Regions from separate parts of the Homo sapiens genome. Here region 2 is linked to region 1. A link is a contact called in ENCODE Hi-C or POLR2A ChIA-PET data. All regions are on one chromosome and are shown on one strand. The core of a region is the stretch at or near the end of the contact, and the rest is flanking DNA. Distances in the headings are between cores, read along the strand shown. Region 1 overlaps VPS35L (VPS35 endosomal protein sorting factor like). Region 2 overlaps IQCK (IQ motif containing K).

Region 1 (7,654 bases), core at 2,338-4,837:
CTCTATCACCCAGGCTGGAGTGCAGCGGTGTGATCATAGCTCACTGCAGCCTCGAACTCCTGGGCTCAAGCCATCCTCCCTCTTCAGCCTCCCGAGTAGCTGGGACTACACATGTGCACCACCATGGCCGGCTAATTTTTTATTTTTTGTAGAGACCTGGTCTCACTATGTTGCCCAGGCTGGTGTCAAACCCTTAGCCTCAAGCGATCCTCCTGTCTCAGCCTCCCAAAGTGCTGGGATTATAGGCATGAGCTGCCACACCTGGCCAGCTCTGCTTTTTACTGCTAGGAAGTGATCCAGTAGAAATGGACCAAGTGCTTTTCTAAAAGGGGAGTATGGGGTTGTCTGTCTGATGTCCAGGCCACAATGCTGTGTTGAGGGTGGTTGTGCACTGGCCAGTGGGCTTATACCACGGGGCCCTCCGAGCGCCTCACCATGGTCCTGGTGTCTGCACAGCCGTGCCTCTGTGCCAGGTGCCACAGGTTGACGGAGAGCTGGTTGAGCTTGTTGTTGCGTAGGTCCCCATGGGCCAAGATGCTGTTAAAGAAGGAAAGGCCCAACGAGCTCTGGCGCTTCAGGGCCTGAAACAGAAAAGGGAGGTTACTGCCTTGCACTGGGGCTCAGGCCGTGCCCCGCAGAGATGCTGTGGACAGTGCTGACTCTGGGGTAGGTCATGCCTGAGTTCCAGTGCCAGCTCTGCCATGTATTTGCTGTAGGGCAAGCTGCTGAACCTCCCAAAGTCCCAGCTGCTTCATCTGTAAGTGACAGTAAGGTCACCCCTGCAAAGGGCGGGGATTCAGTAAGATGACGAAGCTCTGTGCCCACAGATGGTCATTACTCATGAAATGGAAGAAACTCACCAGTCAGTGAGGTCGAGGAATGAAGGGTACCCCAGCAGGGACAAGCCTTGCTTTAATGCAAGTACAGCTGAAAACTGAAAGGCTTCAGCTCACCTCTTTCAGATGTGTCCTCAAACTACCCAAAGCTGCAGTCAGTATTCCTGCCCCTGGGCTGCCGGTAATAAAGACCAAAACACATCTCCCGAACTGAGCTCCCCAATCCTTGGTGCCCATATCCAGCCTTTACACGCTGACATCAGATCTTTCCTTTCTTGCTCAATCATCTGATGTGAGAGGTATCTTGCCAAAAAAAGTCTAACCACAGTGTCACGGCAGACCGAACCTGAACTCCAGCTTTGAGTGATAAAGACAAAAGGGAAAATAAATCTCCAGAATGCAACACCAGGCCCAGGAGAGAGGATACAACTTCCCCAAGGTAAACGAAGGCCCCTGGAAAAGCCACATCAACAGGTGGGTACCTGCTGTTCAGGAAGCCCATGGGGCCACGGCAGATCCCACATCTGCACAACATCAGTGCTGCCAAGAGTCTCATGTCTGCTCCCTGACAGTGAATGCGTGTAAGAGCCCTTAAGAGTGTGCCAGGGATTCTGCTCTGTGCTTTATACAACTCGCGTGATTTAACCTTCATGACAGCTCCGTGGCAGGTACACTCCTAACCGCCCATGATAGAATTCTAGAGGTGTCCCCCAGCATTCCTTCCCGTTATTCAAACATGAATCCCGGTGCTGCTGTGGAGAGACTGCAGATGGAATTAAGGTAGGGAGCATATCTTAGATGACCTGAGTGGGCCCTCGAATCACTGGAGCCCTTAAAAGCAGAAGCATTTCTCCGACCAGAATCAGAGACAAGCAGTGGAAGAGAAAAACAGGAAAGAGGAGGAAGAAGGGAAGCCAGAGATTCAAGGCATGAGGAGAACCTGGGCCACCAGTGGTGGCCATGAGCTGAGAAACACAGACAGCTTCTAGAAGCTGAGAAGGACACCTGGCCAACAGACACAGGATCTCAGTCCATGATCACACGGAAATGCAATCTGCAAATACCCTGAAGGAACAAGGAAGTAGATTCTTTCCAGTGCCTCCTGATAAGAGCCCAGCCAGCAAGACCTTGATTCTGGCCTTGTGAAACCCAGAACAGAGACGCCGGCCCCAGCTAGCACTGACTTCTCACCTACCAAACAGTGAGATCAAAAATGGGTACTGCTTTAAGATGCCAAGTTTGTGGCAACGGGTTATGGTGGCAACAGGAAATGAATATGCTCCCATTCTGCAGATGAGGCACCTGAGGCTCTGAAAGGTTAGGAACTTGCCCAAGGACCACAGATGGGTCCTCACAATGCAGAGGGGAGTCCGAGCTCCAGCTCTCTGACTCCAGAGCCTGTGCTCGTACTCACAGCCCTCTCCAGGCCACACACTCAGGGTCGCATCTTATCAGGAATCGCACTCAGAAAGGGCTGACTTGCCAGTGCCATGAGCCAACTTTGGCTATGCAGTTGTATGCAGGGATTAAGAATGGCTTGATTGGGCTTACACCAAAACACATTTCTTCCTGCTTTTCTCAACTACTCTCGGTGGCTAAAACCAACTTATCAACCGTCTATCCATCCAACGTTCCACAGATAATTCACATGGCGCCTGCGAGCTGCTATGCCAACTGATTTACCCCTTCTTACTGTCCTTTCCCAAGTGAGAATTTAAAGTCTTTTAGTGAAAAGAAAAAAAAAATTAGCTGAGCATGGTAGCACACACCTATTGTCCCAGCTACTCAGGAGGCTGAGGCTGGAGGATCACTTGAGGGCAAGAGTTTGAGGCTGCAGTGAGCTATGATCTCACCGCACTCAAGCCTGGGCATCAGAGCAAGACCCTGTCTTAAAGAAAAAGTCAAGGAACAGCTTCAAATGCAGTTGGGCAAGGTGGCTGAGTGGTAATTAAGACTCTTCGGCACCTCCCCTCCCCACTCCGGGCAAAATTGAGCCTGCCTTGGCAACAGCCTAGAGCAGCGACAGTCACAGAAGCAGCAGAGCCGACGGCAAAGAGCCCAATCATCAGGGAGCAGGTTGTGCTGTGGGCGCCCAGGCCCGCGGGCTACAAGAGAAAAGCGCTTTGGCACAGGGCACGCGGGCTGGCACCTGCTGGGCACGGACTCGCAAACTGGCTGGCGACCACCTGCTCTGCCTTCATTTGTTCTAACAGACAATGCAGTTATGCCCCAAGTGGGAACCTGAGCCCATCCTGCTCTCCTTTTAACCTGGTCCTCGTCTGACACCTGGGAGAACGGGAGCCCCACTTTCTGCCTGAATCTACAAGACCAAGCTAAAATAAAACTCTTTCAGAGCTAACTAAAAGTCTCCTTGGAGAGAGGCCCTTTGACTACCTTTCACTGAAGTGGGAGAAACTGTTTTAAAAGTCAGACAAGCAGCACAATACCTAATTGGCTATTTCTCCATTCCATATCTTCTCAATTAGCAAAAAGCTCAATTCGCATGTGTTTTAAATGCCAAAGCCCATTAAAAGTGAAATCATTGGAGACGTGTCTGAGGGATGAGACACATGCCAGCTGATATATTCAAACACCGAGAAAAATACAAACACGTAGCTTGGGAACCAAATCAGGGCCTGATCCCCTCCCCTCGCCACAGAGGTTTTAAATAGAAAAGAGCTGCTTTTCCTATGAGAACTGTCATTTCCAGGAAGCTCTCGGGGTTTGGCATGGTTCCCAGCTCCACCACACCCAAACAAACAACTTCATAAAATACAGCTTGTGATTAAAATGAGGCTGGCACCTTCACGTGGCCTTAGAGGATGACTTTGGAAGCACGGTTGCTACCAGAGCTGCGATATGATTCTCAGAACGGCACAGGCATCAGGGTTTTCCAACAGCAAGAAGCCGCCCACCCCACTCAGTGGGGAGAAATCCACCAGGCCCTTCCTGGTCTGTGATGGGCCTGGATACCAAGCCTCATGCTCTTGGGGTACCAGACTTCAGAGGACTCCAGTATGGCTGTTGAGCTGAACTTCAAATTGCACCATTAAAACAAAGGATAGCCGGGCACGGTGGCTTATGCCTGTAATCCCAGTACTTTGGGAAGCTGAGGCGGGCGCATCATGAGGTCAGGAGATCGAGACCATCCTGGCTAACAGTGAAACCCCGTCTCTACTAGAAATACAAAAAATTAGCTAGGTGTGGTGGCACGCGCCTGTAGTCCCAGCTACTCGGAAGCCTGAGGCAGGAGAATCACTTGAATCTGGGAGGTGGAGGTTGCAGTCAGCTGAAATTGTGCCACTACACTCCAGTCTGGGCAACAGAGCAAGACTGTCTCAAAAAAAAAATAAAATAAAAGAAGGATAACATGTTCAGTTTCAGCTTGGTCCACCCATATGACCATGTTTTTATTTATTTATTTATTTTAGAGACAGGGTCTTGCTCTGCTGCCAGGGTTGGAGTGTAGTGGTGCAATCACAGCTCACTGCAGCCTCAAACTCCTGGGCTCAAGCGATCCTCCCACCTCAGCCTCCTGAGTAGTCCCAGCTACTCAGGGTGCACACCACCATGCCTGGCTAACTTTTAAAATTTTTTTAGAGATGGGGTTTTACTATGTTCCCCAGGCTGGTCTCAAACTCCTGGAATAAAGCAATCCTCCTTCCCCAGCCTCCCAAAGTGTTGGGATTACAGGCATGAGCCACCATGCCTGACCGATGTTTTTCTAATAAATGTGCACATATGGACAGACATTTTCAGTGAACATCGCTGGTATTGATGCCACGTGAAATGTTCTTCAGAAACATTCCATCTTTGCTATTCTTTCAGAATCACTATCACCATCAACCCCTCTCTCCACCAGAGAAAGAGACATAAATGTTAAATATAAATAGCTCCAAATTATATGGTTCTGGGCTTTATTTTTCTTGCAAGCTTGGGACTTCTGGGCTATGATCATTTATGCTGTCAGTGACCACCTCTGATTAAACCCAGCCTATTGCCTCGGTATGAAGACACGTAATTTTGAACCACATGTCAAGTGTTCTGTGGGTGTGGCTTGTCAAACACACATCATTGTTCTAAGAGGTCCCTGGACTAGAGGGCGGAGCCAGAACCAATGGTTTCAAGAAATCAGGGGAAGGCTGGGCATGGCGGCTTACGCCCAGAATCCGCAGCACTTTGGGAGCCCAAGGCCAAGGTGGGCGGATCACTTGAGCTCTGTCTTTTTTTTTTTTTTTTCTGAAACAGAGTCTCGTTCTGTCACCCAGGCTGGAGTGCAGTGGCGTGATCTCAGCTCACTGCAACCTCCCCCTCCTGGGTTCAAGCAGTTCTCCTGCCTCAGCCTCCCAAGTAGCTGGGATTACAGGCATGTGCCACCACGCCCGGCTAATTTTTGTATTTTTAGTAGAGGTGGGGTTTCACCATGTTGGCCAGGCTGGTCTCAAACTTCTGACCTCAAGTGATCTGCCTGTCTCAGCCTCCCAAAGTGCTGGGAGTACAGGCATGAGCCAACCGTGCCCGGCCAAGCTCAGTATTTTAGGACTAGCCTGGGCAACCCAGAGAGACCTCGGCTGTGTAAGAAATAAGAACTTAGCTGGGTGTGGTGGTACATGCCTGTAGTCCCAGCTACTTGGGAGGCTGACATGGGAGGATCACTAGAGCCCAGGAGGTTGAAGCTGCAGTGAGCTAAGGTAGTGCCACTGTACTCCAGCCTGGATGACAGAGTAAGACCCTGTCTCTGGAAGAAAAAAAAAAAAAGAAAAGAAATCAGGGGAAAAAGCTAAGACAAGCTTTCCTTGGGGGGATCTAATTAGTACAAGCTAAAGGTGATGGGCTTCCATTATTCCTGTAGGCTGAAAGGGCTCTCTCCTGAAAACCATCTACACAGAAAACGGAAGAGGTATGAACCCTTGCTGAGTGTTTGTGCATGTTTGTAAAAGGTCTTTTAAAACAATGTGTATTTAGGGTTTTATTTTCTCATCTTGATTCATGAGCCTCAGATATGCAACATTTAAAAATTATTGATACATAATATTTGTGTGTATTTATGAGGTACATGTGGTATTTTGTTACATGCCTAGAATTACAATGATTGTGCCAGGGTATTTGGGGTGTCTGTCGCCTAAGCATTTATCATTTCTATGTGTACAGAACATTTCAAGTCTTCTCTTATAGCTATTTTGAAATGTATAATACACTGTTGTTAATTGTAGTTACTCTGCTCTGCTATTGAACATTAGAACTTATTCCCTTTTATTCCCCCTTTTTTCTTTTTTTTTTTTTTTTTCTTTTTTTTTGGAGACAGGGTCTTGCTCTGTTGCCTAGGCTGGAGTGCAGTGGCATGATCACAGCTCACTGCAGCCTCGAGTTCCCGCCGCAGCCTTCAATTCCCGCCTCAGCCTCTCCAGTAGCTGGGACTACAGGCACTCACCACCACGCCCGGGTAATTTAAAATTTTTTTCTGAGATGGAGTCTCACTCTGTCGCCCAGGCTGGAGTGCAGTGACATGATCTGGGCTCACGGCAACCTCCGCCTCCCGGGTTTAAGCGATTCTTCTGCCTCAGCCTCCCAAGTAGCTGGGACTACAGGCACACACCACCACACCCAACTAATTTTTTCTGTATTTTTTGTAGAGGTGGGATTTTGCCATGTTGGCCAGGCTGGTCTCGAACTCCTGGCCTCAAGTGATCCGCCCACCTCAGCCTCCCAAAGTGCTGGGATTACAGGCGTGAGTCACCGTACCTGGCCTAATTTTTAATTTTTTTTTTAATAGAGACAGGATCTTACTATGTTACCCAAGCTGGTCTCAAACTCCTAGGCTCAACTAATCCTCCCACCTGGGCCTCCCAAAATGTTGGGATTACAGGTCTGAGGCATTGTGCCTGGCCTGTTCCTTCTAACTGTATCTATCTTTGTACCCATTAACCAACCTCTCTTCATTGCCCTCCCCTGCCCCCCCGCAACACACACATCCACATACCCTTCCCAGCCTCTGGTATCAATCATTCTAGGAGAGTTGCCTCGTCTGATACTCACGGGTTTGATAAACCAGTTTTCCTGAAGAAGAAACTGGGGTTCCAATGCCACTCTTTCCACAAACAACCAAGAGCCCTCCAGGCACTAACTTGCTCAGAGTTCTGGTACTGCAGCTCGGGGTCCCCAGGGTCAGTAGGACACAGTCACATACCCTCCCTCCCTACAGAAGGTGCTACGGGCCCCCAGGGCTGCAGCATTTCTGCAACTGTTGGGTATGTAGGTCTCTGCCCTTTCAACTACTAACCCTAAGGCCAGCCCTTCGGGCAGTGCCCCTGAACTTGGAGGCCAGAAAAAATCCTACTCTCTCAAACACACGCTTGAACACCCTGGACAGAATGGGTATATATTGGCCGGGCGCAATAGCTCATGCCTGTAATCCCAGCACTTTGGGAGGCTGAGGCAAGAGGATCACTTGAGCTCAGGAATTCGAGACCAGCCTGGCTAATATGGTGAAACCCCATCTCTACTAAAAACACAAAAATTAGCCGGGTGTGGTGGCGGGCACCTGAATCCCAGCTACTTGGGAGGCTGAGGCAGGAGAATCACTTGAACCTGGGAGGTGGAGGTTGCAGTGAGCTAAGATCATGCCATTGCACTCCAGCCTGGGCAACAAGAGCGAAACTCCGTCTCAAAAAAAATAAAATAAAAAGAAAAGTGAAGTGGAAAGGCCTTGGTTGAGGAGGGCAATGTAGCAGTGCAGAGTTCAGGTTTGGGAATCCGGGTTAGAATCTCTGCTGTTTCATCACAGCCAGAGGAAATATCAACGGCTCTGAATAACCCTC
Region 2 (7,654 bases), core at 3,179-5,678, 110 kb before region 1:
CTGGAGGATGAGAAGCCACATGGAGGAGAACTGTGGTGCCCCAGCCAGCAGCCAGCACCACCTGCCAGACATGTGAGGCCAGCTTGGACATTCCAGCCCAGCCAGGTCACCAGCTGAATGTAGCTACATGATCGAGTCTAGGTGAGACCAGTAGAGGAACTACCCAGCTAACACACGTCATGAAAAACAATCAACTGCTGTGGTTTTAAGTCACTAAATATTAGAGTGGTTTGTTACTCAGCAGAAGGGACTAGATTGCAGCTGCGCAATTTACCCTTAAACTTTGCCCTGGAGGGAAACTGGTTAGCCCTTAAAAGAAAAGGATGTGGCTGGGTGTGGTGGCTTACGCCTGTAATCCCAGCACTGTGGGAGGCTGAGGCAGGTGGATCACCTGAGGTCAGGAGTTCGAGACCAGCCTGACCAACATGGTGAAACCCCGTCTCTACTAAATACAGAAAATTAGCTGGCCGTGGTGGCGCATGCCTGTAATCCAGGCTACTTGGGAGGCTGAGGCAAGAGAATCACTTAAACCCAGGAGGCAGAGGTTGCAGAGAGCCAAGATTGCGCCATTGCACTCCAGCCTGGACAACAAGAGTGAAAACTCTGTCTAAAAAAAATGACCCTAGGAAAGTTGGAGATTTGGCTGGTGCTAACCCCAGGCAGGGTACTAGGTGGCTCACATGCAGGCCTGGCTTCATGGGCACTGCCCTGTGCAACTGCACAGGACTCATGCTTACAAGGGCCTCACACTTATTTTATGCTCTGCTGACACTATCTAGAAATTCTTAATCACTTTGAACAAGGAGCCCCGCATTTTCATTTTCCTCTGGGCCCTGCAAATTAATATATAACCAGTCCTGCTAATATACAGGTTTCTCATTTACTCCACACAACCACCCTAGGAACTAGAATTCCTTATTATTATCAGCCTCACGTACAGATAAGGAAAATGAGGCTCTGAGAAGTGAAATACTCATACAAGGTCACATGGCAAGAGAGGCAGGGTGGCACTCAGGCTTCTCAAATCCCTGAGCCCTGGAGCCAGTTCACTGCAGTGAACCCTGTGTGAACCACTGAGTGAAACCTGGAGTGTGGTTTATCAGTTTTCGTCACATACTGGGGGTACATTGTGACTGAGCAAATAAAAAGGGAGTTTTGCTGATAGCCTGGCAAGTTGGCAAGACATTTTCTGGGCATATTAAGGAAAATACACTTGCAGCTCTAACCCAGAGTATGTTTAAACAACTACAGGAGCAGGCAGGGGGAAGGGAAGGGCCTGACCTGAGAAGTCAGGCCCGAAGCAGCCCAAATCCACTATTTATAGTGCTGTGGCCTATTTTGGCCTGCCGGGTGGCCCTGAAAATTGCCCTGAGAACTGGGCCTAGAAACAGACCATGGAAACCAGGCGCCTTCATTCTGGGGTATGGCTGGAATCATGCTGGGCACAGACAAAAGTTTTCTTGATGAGCTCAAGGATGTTTTTTTAAAAAAAACAAAACAGGATTTTCTTTGACAGGGAATTAAAAAAAATACTCATTTAAGGAACATCATCAGGAAATGATCAGGAATATATTCTTAGGGAGAAAATGCATGGATCAGACCCAGCCAATACAGAGCTAATACTTATGAGCCCTTAACCATGTGCCAAGCACTGTGCAACCTGCACCATTTCATTTATGCCCTCACATATGACCCTGTGACAGCAGCAATATTATTATCCCCATTTTACAAGAAAGGAAACTGAGGCTTAGGAAAATTAAGTGATGTACTGAAGGTCACATTGTTGGCAAGCCAGGATTAAAACCCAGATCATGGCACCCTACTAGGCTGTCACCCATAGGGCTGCTTCTCAAACTTCAGCATGCAAAGACTCTCCTGGGAACCATGTAAAGATGCAGATTTTGATTCAGGAGGTCTGGATGGGGCCTGAGATTCTGCATGCCAACCAGATGCCAGTTGATGATGATAATAGCACTGGTTCTTGGACCATAATTTGAGTAGCAAGGATGCAAACAAATATTACAAGTTTTCCTGCTTCTACTTTTATCCTCTTACAATCTGTTCTCTCTGCAGCAGCCTGAGTTATTGTATTGGTCTCCATTGCTGCATAACAAACATCCCCCAGGCGTGGCAGGTTTAAGAAACAACACAATTTCTGAAGATTAGGAACATAGGAGCAGCTTAGCTGGGGCATTCTGGCTTAGGGTTGAGGCTGCAGTTAGGATGTCAGCTGGGCCTGCAATCATCTGAAGGCTTGACTGGGCTGGAGGATCCACTTCCACAATGGCTCCCTCCCATGGCTGTTGGCTAGAGGCCTCAGTTTCTTGCCATGTAGGTGCCCCCATAGGGATGATCAAGACCAGCTGGCATCCTCCAGAGGGAATGATCCCAGAGGGAGAGAACAAGTGAGCACAAGACTGCTGTGTCTTTAATAACCTAATCTTGGATGTGGCACACCATTATTTCTGCCATATTCTACTGCCACACATATTAACCCTGATACAATGTGGGAAGAGACTCCCCAGTAATGGGAATCCCAGGGGGTGGGGGTTATTGGGGAGTCACTGTGGATGCTGACTACAGTTTCCTGATGAAAACTCAGATCATGTCATTCTTCTGCCCATCATTTCTTATCAGTCAGAATAAAATCCAAAGTTCCAGCATCCAAATGAAAGCTCACCTTTGATTCTACAAGATCTGTCCCCTGACTGCTTCCTCATCTCCTCTCCCATTCACCTCTAGCTCACTGCTTTATTTTTTCTTTTTTTGGGGGGTGGGGGGGTGGGGAGTGGTTTGAGACAGGGTCTTGCTCTGTCACCCAGGCTGGAATGCAGTGGCATGATCTCAGCTCACTGCAAGCTCTGCCTCCCGGGCTCAAGCCATCCTCCACCTCGGGTTCCCAAGTAGCTAGGACTACAGGTGTGTGCCACCACACTCAGCTATTTTTTTTTTGTATTTTTTGTAGTGAGTTCATTTCACCATGTTGCCCAGGCTAGTCTCAAACTCCTGTACTCAAGTGATTTGCCCGCCTCAGCCTCCCAAAGTGCTGAAATTACAGGTGTGAGCCACTGAGCCTGGCCTCACTTTTATTTTCTAATATATATATAATGTATTTTTTAGACAGAGAGTCTCGCTCTGTCACCCAGGCTGGAGTATAGTGGTGCAATCATAGCTCACTGTAGCCTCAACCTCCTGGGCTCAAGCCATCCCCTCACTTTAGCCTCCATTAGCCTCTACCACCATGCCCAGCTCCAGCTCACTTACACACTGACTCTCTTGCTGGTCCTCAATACATCCAGCACCCTCCTGCTCCTGCAGGCCTTTGCATGTGCTTTTCCTTCTGCCTAGAATGAACTTCATTCAGGTCTCAGATCAAATAACACCTTCTCAGAGAGGCCTTCCTTGACCAAATTCACCATCTAAAATAGTAGCCGAGATGTCTTTTCAGGCTTTTGCATTTCTGACTACCGGATGGCCTCACCCAGACCTGTGCTGTGACTCAACCAGTCCTGTGGCTCCCCACCCAGAAGTAGACTCAGCACATGAGGACTGCTTTCCACACCCCTATGAGTTCATCCCCAACCAATCAGCAGCACCCATTCCCTAGCCCCCCCACCCCACCAAACTATCTTTGAAAAACCTCTAGCCTCCGAGCCTTTGGGGATATTGATTTGAGTAATAACTCTGTCTCCCATGTGGCATGGCTGGCCTCGTGTCAATTAAACTCTTTCTTTACTGCAATGCCTGGTTTCTATGAATTGCTTTTGTTTGTACAGCACACAGGAAGAACCCATGGTGTGGTTATAAGATGTAAATGTATATTGTGAGCTGCTGAGTTTTGGAGTTTGGGGGTGATTTGTTATGCAGCATTATTGTGACAATAGCTAACTGACACACTCTTTGACATTATGTTACTATGCATTTATTTGTATCTGTTTACAGTCTCCTGAAAGAATGCAAGCTCCATGAGGGCAGGGACTTTGTCTCCTTCCCTGCAGGTTGCCTAGCATCCAGAACAATGCCTGCCTGCCACATTGTAAGCACTCAATAATTACTAGTGAGTGAATATTAGCAAATGAATCCATCTCATTGTAGCACCTGCTTGCTTAACTATGATGCTATATTGCCTTCAAATCAGACCCCAAATTGCAAAGGATCAAAAAATAATTGTCTTGCACAGGAGATCTAGGCAGCATACTATTTACCAGGAAAATGTGACTCATACACCAAGCTGCTGGCCATTCTCTGTGCCAGATGCCATCTCTCTTCACCTGGGCCATATCTGAAGTCAGCCAGAAACGACAACCAACCCCTGCCTGAGAACGGAAGTGCTCCTTTAAATGACACTGGCTCACCTGGTTGGCTGGCTGTCCCCGGAGGAAAGCCAGAGACAGGGCTAATGAGCTCACACAAAGGGAGGAAATGCACCCCCACCCCCCTTCCTGGAACAGCTGCAGCAGGAGACGCCCCTCTCTGGAAAGGAGGAAGAGGAAGCTGGGGAAAGCAGACCAACAATGTGGGGAAGCCACATACTCAAGAGAAAGCAGAAGGAAAAAAGAATCTGGCGCTTAAACAACGATTGTTGGAACTTTACGATGAAATATAATACAAATCAAGACCAACTCCTAAAGGTTTCTTTGGTCCTGCCATCTCAGGGCTCACCCTGGGTTGAAAGTATTGTGAATGAGAAATGTTTGGCTAAATGCCAGCCCATCAGCCACACTGGTATTGTGTTTTTCTTTAAATACAAATACTGGCCAGGTGCAGTGGCTCACACCTGTAATCCCAACACTTTGGGAGGCGGAGGGAGTGGATCGCTTGAGCTCAGGAGTTTCAGACCAGGCAACATGGCAAGACTCGTCTCTAAAAAAATACAAAAATCAGCTGGTGTAGTAGCTCACAGCTGTGGTCCCAGCTACTTGGGAGGCTGAACTGGGAGGGCTGTTTGAGCCTGGGAGGTGGAGGTTGCAGTAGGGTGAGATTGCACCACTGCACTCCAGCCTAGGTGACAAAGTGAGACCCTGTCTCAAAATACAACAACAACAAAAAAAACCACCACACACACACATACACACAACAAACCTTTTACCTCTGTTTAGGAAATAGAACCTCAAGTACTTTTTTATTTTATTTTTTTTTTGAGATGAAGTCTCCCTCTGTCACCCAGGCTGGAGTGCAGTGGTGTGATCTCAACTCACTGCAACCTCTGTCTCCCAGGTTCAAGTGATTCTCCTGCCTCAGCCTCCCAAGTACAGGCATCCACTACCATGCCCAGCTAATTTTTTTTTTGTATTTTTAGTAGAGACAGGGTTTCACCATATTGGCCAAGCTGGTCTGGAACTCCTGATCTCGTGATCCACCTGCCTCGGCTTCCCAAAGTGCTGGGATTACAGGCGTGAGCCGCCGCACCTGGCAAAGAACCTCCAGTACTTTTCAAATAGGAAAGTCACTGATATATAATCACCTCCATACTGACACCATTCATTTCTGCATCTACAGTTTACAGAACACTATCTCCTGTGTTGTTACATTTAGAGACTGGGCACGGTGGCCCACATTTGTCATCCCAGCACTTTGGGGGGCCAAGGTGAGAGAATCACTTAAGGCCAGGAGTTCGAGACTAGCTTGGGCAACATAGTGAGACCCCCATCTCTACAAAAAAAATTAGCTGTTTGTGGTGGTGTACAACTGTAGCCCTATCTACTTGGGAGGCTGAACTGGGAGAATCGTTTGAACTCATGAGTTCAAGTCCGTAGTGAGCTATGATTGCACCACTGCACTTCAGCCTGTACAGCAAACTAAGACCTTGTCTCTGAAAATAAAAAATAAAACATTTTAATTCCATGATAACTTGGTGAGCTAGACTGGGCAGCTATTATTATTCTTCATCTAAAAAGAAAAAAAGTTGTGATTTATCATTCAGTGATTTCTCCTGAATCATAAAACTGGTAGGTAGCAAAGTCAATTCCAATACATCAGTGGGTCTCAATCCTGGCTGCATGTTAGAGTCACCTGGGAGCTATTAAACAATACCCATCTCTGGCTGGATGCTGTGGCTCACACCTGCAATTCCAGCACCTCGGGAGGCTGAGGTGGGCGTATCACTTGAGGGCAGGAGTTTGAGACCAGCTTGGCCAACATGGTGAGACCCTGTCTTTACTAAAAATGCAAAAATTAGCCGGGTGCAGTGGCGTGCGCCTGTAATCCCAGCTACTCCGGAGGCTGAGGCAGGAGAATTGCTTGAACCTGGGAGGTGGAGGTTGCAGTGAGCTGAAATCATTCCACTGCACTCCAGCCTGGGTGACAGAGTGAGACTCTGTCTCAAAAAACAAAAAAACAAACAAACAAAACAAAACAAAACAAAAAAGCCAACAATAGCAAACCTATCTCTTGTTCTCACTGTGACCAGTTGAACAAGAATCTCAGGGGAATAAGACCCCAGGTATCAGAAATTAAAAACAAAATCTGTCAGTGGATGGCTTTGATGAACAGTGAAGCTCGAGACCATCACAATCCATAGGTTCAAATAAACGAGTCTTACGTAAAAGTCGTATGTGTTTATTCCTCAGCAGAGTTAAGAACCCCTTCCTTCATGTTTCTCCTCTTGCTGGGTTCTACAGTGGAATACTGTTCAGCAATAAAAAGGAAGGGACTACGCACACACCCAAACACGTGGGACAACAGCAAACGCATGGAGCCAAGTGAAGGAAGCCAGACTCGAAGGCTACATGATGTATGACTCCATTTATGTAACATGCTGGAAAAGGCAAAAGTATAGGAGCAGAAAACAAATCAGTGATTTCCAAGGTGAGATGGGAGCCTGCTTTGTGCCTTTGAAGAACTTAAAGGAGGGCATTAGTTGGCTTTTTAAAAAGAACCCCTATTCAGGAAAATAGAGCCAACAGCTGCAACAACAATAACAACAACAGCCAATATTTCTTGTGGATTTACTATGTCCTTGGCACTGTGCCATGTTCCTTATGTGGACTGAAGCATCTGATTCGATCTTCATAGGCAGGAATTATTACTCCCATTTTACAAACAGAAAACTGTGGCTCAGAAGTTACATAATCTGCCCATGGTTATTAAAACCCATTTATGCCTAGTGTTCCATTATTGGAACGCTAAGCACGTGGGAGTTATTTATATCCTACTGCTCAAAGTCGTCACCAAAGTCTGGTTGCAAAAATTCAAAAAATTACAATCTCAGGCATAAATGGGTTAATAACCTGACACGTTGGGATTCAAACAGGTCTGTCTGCTGCTAGAGCCCACATTATTAACAAATTGCCATAGGGCATGTTTTACCTGGAAAAAAAAAATAAGTCTTTGTCTTCAGCCACAACATTGAAGACAAGAAAGTTAAGGCCAGTAATGAGAACTTCAAGTGACCTTTCAGAAAAAATAAAACCTGTCGTGCTTAATAGCCCAGCCAGCTGCCCGACTTGGAGAAACCTCTCTCCCTCTCAGTGCTGAGCCTTAAGTTGTAATTTCCGCTTTTTGTAGAAAAATATGGGAGGAACTACAAAACCTTTTATTTGTATTGTTTAAAGGTCCTTTCCATACGTGTTTGGTTTTTATCCTGAGCTGTTTTCATCATCTATTTTCTATCTAACTATGTAGGCCAGATCTTCTCTAAATAGAAAGGAGTGGT

What was found. Hi-C counts contacts between places; a loop is a spot of excess contacts on that map. ChIA-PET counts read pairs that join two places held with the same protein, here RNA polymerase II (POLR2A). Pooled maps may share reads with other maps.
Region 2: a loop to region 1 is called in a map of heart left ventricle, with 4 times the contacts of the local background. The contact joins two enhancer-like sites. A Hi-C loop is called at or near these places in 1 of 168 maps with a recorded cell type or tissue (heart left ventricle) and 5 of 50 pooled maps. POLR2A ChIA-PET finds 5 or more read pairs at or near these places in 4 of 52 experiments (OCI-LY7, PC-3, PC-9 and 1 more).

What each region holds. Positions count from the first base shown.
Region 1 is chr16:19,692,429-19,700,082 of GRCh38, reverse strand. VPS35L (VPS35 endosomal protein sorting factor like) reads right to left here. Exons shown (of 31, transcript NM_020314.7): 30 at 435-581. Among named protein-coding and RNA genes, the nearest start is that of KNOP1, 22 kb to the left of the region's middle. RefSeq lists enhancers at 1-646, 647-1,302. Within about 2 kb of position 3,587, at least 26 of the 41 ENCODE cell types and tissues checked have a DNase peak (open chromatin) inside an H3K27ac peak, as active enhancers do.
Region 2 is chr16:19,801,830-19,809,483 of GRCh38, reverse strand. The region is part of intron 7 of IQCK (IQ motif containing K); the gene reads right to left. Among named protein-coding and RNA genes, the nearest start is that of IQCK-AS1, 40 kb to the right of the region's middle. Within about 2 kb of position 4,428, at least 19 of the 41 ENCODE cell types and tissues checked have a DNase peak (open chromatin) inside an H3K27ac peak, as active enhancers do.